Regions from separate parts of the Homo sapiens genome. Here region 2 is linked to region 1. A link is an interaction called in ENCODE POLR2A ChIA-PET data of the cell type or tissue named here. Cell type or tissue: OCI-LY7. All regions are shown on one strand. Links, peaks and the distances in the headings refer to the core of each region. The heading gives the core; the rest is flanking DNA. Region 1 overlaps MYH14 (myosin heavy chain 14). Region 2 holds the start of MYREM (MYBPC2 cis regulating lncRNA enhancer of myogenesis).

Region 1 (4,380 bases), core at 156-4,155:
TGCACCACCTACAGGGAAATGACAATTTAAAAAAATTTTTTTTAATTTTTTATTTTTTTTTTGAGATGGAGTCTTGCTCTATCACCCAGGCCGGAGTGCAGTGGCACGATCTTGGCTCACTGCAACCTCCGCCTTTCCAGTTCAAGTGATTCTCCTGCCTCAGCCTCCCGAGTAGCTAGGATTACAGGCGCACACCGCCATGCCCAGCTAATTTTTTTGTATTTTAGTAGAGACGGGGTTTCACCGTGTTGCCCATGCTGGTTGTGAACTCCTGAGCTCAGGCAATCCGCCCGCCTTGGCCTCCCAAAGTGCTGGGATTACAGGCATGAGCCACAGTGCCCAGCTTCACACTGCATTTTCTAAATGAATAAAATAAAGCACAGAGAGGTTGAGCAATTTGCCCAAGCCACACAGCCATCAAGAGGCCGAATTGGGATCTGAACCTCAGGATTGCCTGATCTGAACTCTCTAAGGTTCTGTGATTTTTATTTCATCCTCAGGCTGCCAGATGCTTGGTATTATTGCCATTTTCCAGATGGGCGAACTGAAGCTGAGATGGAAAAAGCAACTTGCCTGAGGTACCCCGTGAATCAGCAGAAGTGAGATGAGTTATTTGATTTAATTCTCATAAGCAATCTCTGGGGTACTGAAGGTATTCGTATATTTTGTCATCCAAAAACCAGGGCAGCTCTGAAAGTAAAAGTGGGTGCTACGAGGAATTATGCTGTGGCAAGAGGCATGAATCAGGACAGAGGGATGTCCTATTTTACAGAGGCCCAGAGCAAAGAAGGGTCTTGCTTCCTGGTCCACTACAACTGCCTAGTTGAGCCGTGACAGCACGGATTACTGGTTCCTCACAACGACCATGGGAAGCGTAGATGGACTTGCTGATTCCCCGGCTGGGTGAACTGAGGTGCCCCACCTGGTCAAACTTGCGCTGCTTCTTCTCCAGGGTGCTCACAAGCTGCCGCTGCTGCTCCAGGTCCATGGTGGCGTCGTCCAGCTCCTGCTGCAGCCGGCGGCGGCCCCGCTCCAGCCGATCCACGGTCTCTGTCTTTTCTGCCAGGCGCTGGGTCAGGGCCTCGGCCTCCCGGGCTGCCCGGCGCCGTGCCTCCTCCCCTGCCTCCAGTGCCCCTGCCTCCTCCTCCTGGCGCCGCCGCCACTCGGAAAGCTGAGGGGAGGAGAGAGAGGGTGGTTGGTGGTCACGGCCATGAGTGACCAAGGTGTAAGCTGGTGGTGCTCCATTTCCAGGATGAAGAGACTGAGGCCTGAAGAGGGAAAGGGGTCATTCTGCTGGGCTCTTCTGCCTCTGAGTGGTGTGAAGTTGTGAATACTATGAGCCCTAGTTCTTCCAGGGAATTAAAATTACTCCCTCCAAGATGCAGAGGTGAATCAGACCTGGAGTCTTTCCTGGGGAGCCCCTCGGCTGCTGGGGGAGACACAGAGTCACAGCCAGGGTGATAGGGGTTAAGGTAGCAGTATGGGAGCTATGGAGGTCCACAGGAAGTGCCCAGAATCTGTTTAGAACATTCAGGAGAAACTTCCTGAAGGAGGAGCATTTGAGATGGGTCTTGAAGTATGCATAGAAGTCTGCCAGTTGAAGGATATCTGCAGGCACGTACCATCACTCATTCATTCAATAGGCATTTCTCAACGCCTACCATACATCAGGCCCTATATCAGGCTGTGCTACAGACCTGGATCTAACTCTGATGGGATTCTAGTTTGAAGGGGCTCTCAGTCTGGTGGGGAGACTCATGGGCAGAGACAGTCCCAGCCCAAGGTGACTGGAGTTGGGACAGAGGAGAAAGAGAAGACGGGTCAGGAAACTTCCCACAGGGGAGCCTAATGCTAAGTCTGGAAAAATAAAAGGTTTTTTTCAAATAAAATAGGAAAGTAGAGATAGAGATGAATACAGCTAAAGGCAGAGGAAGGACCAGAGATTGCAGGGCCTCAATGCCTGACTGAGAGGCATGGACTTTGTCTAGGAGTACTGGGGAGGCGTGGGAGAGCTGTGAGCAGAGGAGGGACAGGGTCAGCTCCAGGTAAAGAAAGAAGCTTCTGGGGCTGTGCAGGGGATGAGCTGTTAGGGGAGAGGCTGGAGGCCCAGAGGCCAAGAGGAGGATCTAGATGGGAGAGGACGGCACTGGAGCTGGGGCTGAGCTGGAGCTGGGACAAGGGATGAGGCTGAGAGTCAGGGGTCAGGACAGCCAGGGCTGGGCATGGGCTGTGGGGGGTAAGGGGGAGTCAGAGATGAGAAAGGCACCCATGGGTCTGGCCTATGAGAAGGTGGGCAGCATGGCCATCCCTGAGCTGGGGAACCCAGGAGGAGCAGTGAGGGGGGCTGTGCCTCCCTGAAGGTCTTACGTAGGGCTGCTCACCTGGGCCTGGGCAGTCTGCAGTTCACGGCCCGCCCGTTCCCTGGCAGCTGCCTCCTCCTCCAGCTGCTCACGCAGCCCGGCTGCCTCAGCCTCCATGGCTCGCACCCGGGACCCCAAGGCCAATTTCGCCCTGGTCTCCTCCTGCAGCAGCTCCTGTAGATGGAGGAGACGGCAATGTCAGGTGTGGCTGGGAGGACAAGGAGGGGAGGGTGACGGTGGAGCCGAAGGGCAGGCAGGGTCACCTGGGCATCGTGCAGCTGGGCTTCTGTGCTGCTCAGCTCCTTGCTAAGACGGATGGTTTTGGACTCAGCCTCGTTCAGCGCCCCAGACACATTCTCCAGTTCAGCCTGCAGGGAAGGGACGGGAATGAAGCCCTCCAATCGTGGCTTCCACCCAGTGACCCCATCTGCCTCAACTCTCTACCACACTGGCAGGAATGTGAAATGTTACAGCTGCCGTGGAAAACAGTCTGGCAGATCCACAGATGCTTAAACATAGGGTTCCCACATGACCCAACAATCCCGCTCCTAGGTGCATACCCAAAAGAAATGAACGCATAGGTCTATGCAGAAACTCGTACCGGAATGTTCTCAGTGGCATTACTCACCATCGCCAAGAGGCGGGAACAGCCCCAATGTCCATCAATAAACGAATGGATAAACAAATGTGGAATATCCATACAACGGGCATTATTCGGCAATAGAAAGGTATATGGATCTATTGCGTGCTGTTGTTTTTTGGGGTTTTTTTGAGACAGAGTTTCACTCTTGTTGCCCAGGCTAGAGCGCAATGGTGCAATCTCGGCTCACTGCAACCTCCGCCTCCCAGGTGCAAGTGATTCTCCTGCCTTAGCCTCCCAAGTAGCTAGGATTACAGGCATGCGCCACCACACCCGGCTAATTTTGTATTTTTAGTAGAGACGAAGTTTCACCATGTTGGTCAGGCAGCTGGTCTTGAACTCCTGACCTCAGGTGACCCACCCGCCTCCGCTGCCAAAGTGCTGGGATTACAGGCATGAGCCACTGCACCCAGCTGGTGTTTTAAAAATTAAAAAATAAAAAAGGAATTATGCTACGAGCTGCAACACAGATGAATCTTGAAACCGTTATGTTAAGTAAAAGAAGGCAGCCACAAAGGCCACCCATATATAGTAGGATTCCATTTATATAAGATCTCCAGAATGGGAGATCAGTAAAGACAGAAAGGAGATTAGTGGTTCCCTGGGTGGGGTGGGGGAGAAGTGGGGGATGATAGCTAAAGGGTATAGGATTTTCTTTTTGGGATAATGAAAATGGTCCAAAATTAGATTATGGTGATGGCCATACCACTCTGTGAATATACCAAAATCCATTGAATTGCACATCTTAAATGAGTGAATTATTATTATTATTATTGGAGATGGAGTTTCACTCTCGCTGCCCAGGCTGGAACGCAATGGCGCGGTCTCAGCTCATCACAACCTCTGCCTCCCGGGTTCAAGTGATTCTCCTGCCTCAGCCTCTCGAGTAGCTGGGATTACAGGCATGCGCCATCACGCCCGGCTAATTTTGTGTTTTTTTTTTTTTTTTTTTAGTAGAGACAGGGTTTCTCCATGTTGGTGAGGCCGGTCTCGAACTTCTGACTTCAGGTGATCTGCCCGCCTCGGCCTCCCAAAGTACTGGGTATTATTATTATTATTTTGAGACAGGATCTCACTTTGTTGCCCAGGCTAGAGTGCAGTGGCACAATCACAGCTCATTGCAGCCTCGACCTCCCAGGCTCAAGGGATCCTCCTTCCTCAGTCCCCTGAGTAGCTGGGACTACAGGCACATGCCAGCATACCTGGCTAATTAAAATTTTTTTTTTTCTGAAGATGGGGTCTCACTATGTTGCCCAGGCTGGTCTCGAACTCCTGGGCTCAAGCAATCCTCCTGCCTTGGCCTCCCAAGTGCTAGAATTACAGACATGAGCCACTGTGCCCAGACTTGTACATGATTATGTTGGAAGAGCCAAACGAGAC
Region 2 (4,380 bases), core at 322-4,321, 210 kb before region 1:
CTTCTTCCCTCTCCCATTTCTTCTCTTTTCCCCTCTTCCTGTTCTCTTTTTCTCGCTGTCCTCTCTGTGGCCACCCTCCTTTTTCTCACTTCTGCTCTCCCTGTCCGGCTCTTCTCTCTCCTCTCTCCCTTCTAGCAGATTCTCTGGCTGTTTCCTCTCCTCTCCCTCTGTGCTCCTCCCTCCTCCTCTCTCCTCCCAGCCACTATCCTCTCTCTTCACCCTCTTCTCTTTCTGTCTCATGGTCTCCTCCTAGCTCTTTTCCTTCCCAGTTCCTAGCTCTCTCCTTTCTCTTTCCTCTTCTCTGGCTGGAGCTCCCCGCTCCTCCATCCCTCCCTCTCCCGGGGCCCCCTCTCCCCCACCCTCTTCTCCCCCAACACCCTCTCCCCCACCCACTTCTCCCTAGGACGCTCCCTCCTTCACCCGTTTCTCTGCTTCCCTCTTCTCCGAGCTCACCAGCCATGGCACCCACCCTCTCCCTCTCTTCCTTCCTGTCCCTTTTTTCACCCCCTCGTCTTTCTTTCCTCTTCTGTTTTTTCTTCTCTTTCCACTTCTGACCCCCTACACTGTTTCCTTCTTTCTCCCTCTTCCTCTCTCCCCTCCTGCTCTGGCCATCTTTTCTTTTTTTTTTTTTTTTTTTTTTTGAGACGGAGTCTCGCTCTGTCGCCCAGGCTGGAGTGCAGTGGCGCAATCTCGGCTCACTGCAAGCTCCGCCTCCAGGGTTCACGCCATTCTCCTGCCTCAGCCTCCCGAGTAGCTGGGACTACAGGCGCCTGCCACCATGCCCTGCTAATTTTTTTTTTGTATTTTTAGTAGAGACAGGGTTTCACCGTGTTAGCCAGGACGGTCTCGATCTCCTCACCTCGTGATCTGCCTGCCTTGGCCTCCCAAAGTGCTGGGATTACAGGCGTGAGCCACCGTGCCCGGCTCTTTCCTCCTGCTTTTTTCCTACACTCTCTCCTCCCTCCTCTCCTCCCTCTTTCTCCTGTTTGATTTCCACCTCTTTTCTCTCCTCTCTCCTCTGAATCTGCCTCTTCCTCTTCTCACCTCCCTCTTCCTTCCCTGTCTCTCCCCCTTGGGTCTCTCTTCCTTCCCTCTCTCTGGTTTCTCTGTCTCTGCCCTGTCCTTTCCTTTCCCTCCTCTCTGGACCTGTCTCCTCTCCTGGCTCTCTCTCCTTCAAGCTCTCACTCCCACTGGCCTCCCTCCCGGGAGCCCCGTCTCCTCCGTCTCCAGGTGGCCCCTGCATCCCTGCCTGGTGGGCCTTTGCCTCCCTCTCCTGTTCCTGCCTTGCCTGCTCCCAGGTTTCCAGGTCCTGACCAGGAGGCAGGAGTCCATACCGAGGCCCAAACAGGCTAGCCCTGAGCAGGGCCCCCAAGCCTGAGGCCCAGGAGTGGACAGACCTTTGTGACACCCATTCTCTCTTCCTTTTCCATCTGTCCGGAACTCTGGACACTGCCTGGAGGAATCAGGCCTGCCGTAGGCCCAGGAAGGCGGAAACAAAGACGACGCTCAGAGACAGGAAGCAACTTGCCTAAAGATACACAGCACGTAAGGAGCAGGGACAGGACTGGGTGGGGCCCCTGGGGTTGGCCAGGAGTGGGCTCCTGAATCTGCCGATCCCTGGCCTCCTATCTGAGCTCAGTGAGCAGCGGATGACGCCTTTCTGCTCCATTCCGCTCCCTTCCCAACTCTTCCTCTGACAACATGAAGCACCTCAGCACTGAGGGGACCTCACCTGAATTCCATTTCAGAAATGAGAAAATTGGTGCCCAATGTTTCTGAAGACCAGCAACTGCTAAGACAGAGACTTCGAGGGAACCCGACCTTGCCTGAAGGACCAACAGCGCCCCCTGCAGGACACTTCCCTCCATTGAGAGAAGCCACAGGCGCCGGCCTGAGGCATTCTGAGTGCGTGGAATCCTCTATTACCACCTCCTGGCAAAGAACGGAGCTGCAACCCAGCTATATGAGACACCGAGAATGATCTCAACAAAAAGGAACAGTGACCAGAATGCCTGGGGGAGGAACAGGGGATACTGGGTGGAAGGAGGGGAGAGGGAGAAGTTGTAATATTTTGTAAAAATGAACATTTTTACTCCTAATCAATATACAAACATCATGCTCAGCAAACTTCTTGGTATGAAACTTCTGAACTTCACACATTTTCAAGTCATTCTATGGGTGGGTGGATTGGCTCCCATGGAAATGCAACTGGGACTGCACATGGGAAACAAAGGAAAATGGAATTTGGTTCACACAAACCTGTTTGGGAGATTGCATTTCCAGGAAATGGGCCAAATTGAGTTTGTTTCCTTTGTAACAACATTGTTGTGCCTTGCTGACTGGAAGGTGGGTACAAATAAAGGAGGATGGACTGACAGCTGAAGAGGCACCAGTAATTAGCCCCTAATCCTTACCAGGGAGTCTCTCTGATGGGTTAAAGAAGCCTACAGAGGCCAGGGGCGGTGGCTCACACATGTAATCCCAGCACTTTAGGAGACTAAGGTGGATCGCTTGAGGTCAGGAGTTCAAGACCAGCCTGGCCAACATGGTGAAACCCGGTCTCTACTAAAAATACAAAAATTGGCTGGGTGTGGTGGCACACGGTTGTAATCCCAGCTACTCAGGAGGCTGAGGCAAGAGAATTGCTTGAACCTGGGAGGTGGAGGTTGCATTGAGCCAAAATTGAGCCACTGCACTCCAGCCTGGGTGACAAGTGAAACTCCATCCCACAAACACACCTGCCCCCCACCCACCAAAAAAAAAGGAGCCTATAGTTTCCAGTAGACAATTTGGGGTTAGTAAAGAATTTTACAAAATACTAAATGTAGTCTTGTATATTTTAGGATTGTTTGCCATGCAACTATGTACTGGGAGCACCTAAATGCCCACATGAAACCCTAGGCTGGGAAGAGGAAGGCTTTCGCAATGCCACGCAGCCGATAACATTTTCTGGTGGCAGGAAATGGGAGGGAGCAACCCCTCCTGGAGCATTTACCTTGCCAGGTGCTCTCACATCTTAGACCAGAAGTCACGAGGCTAGGATGAGGGTCCAGGAGGCAGAGAATGAGGATTGAGTTAGGGTCAGGACAGTGGACACAGAGAGGAGGAGACACAGAAGGATGGGTTGGGACTCTATCCTGGGGGAGGTGAGAGGCCACGCGGAGGGCTGTGAGCAGGGGAGTAGTGAGGTCAGCTCTAGTGTCAGGAAGCTCTCCATTAGGGGGATGGACTGAGGGGGGGATGTTGGGGGCTGGGAGGCCAAAGAGGAGGCTGGGCCGATGGTCCAGGTGGCAGAGGACGAGGCTTGAGCTGGGACCAAGGCCATGGAGACAGAGGTGACGGGATGAGGCCAGGAAGAACTTTAGGGGTAGGTATGGTGGTGCATAGGAGAACGTGATTGGGACAGGGCAGTGCTCTGGTCCATGAGGTTGGGCAGGTGATGGCACCACTCACTGGAACAAAGATCCCTGGAGGAGCACCCGATCCGGGCAGGTGGGAGGCACTGGCTCCTTTAGTGGCCCCTGAGGCACATCCTGGGGAAGGAGCCCAGGAGGCAGCTGGGGCCATGAGTCTGGAGATCAGGGGTGGGATCTGAGCTGGAGATGAGTTGGGGAATCGCTGGTGAAGAGGGGCTGTCTGGAACCTCCAGGGTGAAGGGATGGGGCAGACACCTGGAGTAGCAAGGGGGAAGCATGCACCACCATCACACACACATCCCTCTCCCCCAGCAAGGTGGGGCCCCACCGGGCCATGTCTTCCACAGACACATATGTGTGCAAAATGATGCAGCAGAACAGGGGGACTCCTGCAGTGCTGCTTAGAACTACTCAAATCCAGCAACACACTCTTACACCAGAGATGGAATAAGATGGCACCTTATACCAGAGATGGAAACTGCCCCAGCTATGTCAAAAGAAGGTGGGGGAAAAGAGCAACACTTGCAAAACTGTTGACATGTGCATCTGCTTGTTTCTGTGGAGAGTATCTGCAGCATACCAGGGGACAGAAAACTCAGGCTGCCTCCAGGGAGGGGAAGTGGGTGCTGGAGCCCAGAGTGAGCATACAGTTTCTGGACGTGGATTCCACTGCATCTTTTGTCTATTCTGGAGACAGGGTCTCACTCTGTCACCCAGGCTGGAGTAAAGTGATTCAATCACAGCTCAGGAAGCATCGAACTCTGGGGCTCAAGCGATCCTCCTGTCTCAGCCTCCCAAACAGCTGGGACTACAAGCATGAATCACTATGCCTGGCCAACCTACTCTATCTTTTGAGTTTCATACTTCATCCCTGGATAACCCGGTCAATAAAATAAAATAGTGAGTGGGTTCCCCAAGGACCGGCCAGACGGGGAAGAAAAGTTTAATAAGAACAGAACGCTAG

The links. ChIA-PET counts read pairs that join two places held together with the same protein. Peaks named below come from ENCODE experiments on the same cell type or tissue, not always from the same donor. Only the 100,000 strongest peaks of a DNase experiment are listed, where the experiment ranks them.
Region 2: POLR2A ChIA-PET joins it to region 1 with 5 read pairs; 2 of 35 experiments call an interaction of 5 or more read pairs at or near these places.

The regions. Positions count from the first base shown.
Region 1 is chr19:50,278,385-50,282,764 of GRCh38, reverse strand. It overlaps MYH14 (myosin heavy chain 14), which reads right to left. Exons shown (of 43, transcript NM_001145809.2): 31 at 2,624-2,728; 32 at 2,382-2,534; 33 at 923-1,171. Among named protein-coding and RNA genes, the nearest start is that of KCNC3, 49 kb to the left of the region's middle. In OCI-LY7, for the core only: no CTCF peak of the experiment used is centred there; no DNase peak of the experiment used is centred there.
Region 2 is chr19:50,484,557-50,488,936 of GRCh38, reverse strand. It overlaps EMC10 (ER membrane protein complex subunit 10), which reads right to left. Exons shown (of 7, transcript NM_206538.4): 7 at 1-4,380. It overlaps MYREM (MYBPC2 cis regulating lncRNA enhancer of myogenesis), which reads left to right and starts at 44. Exons shown (of 2, transcript NR_186349.1): 1 at 44-1,545; 2 at 1,749-2,127. In OCI-LY7, for the core only: CTCF peaks have their summits at 1,661 and 1,863 (motif pointing left); a DNase peak (open chromatin) is centred at 1,886.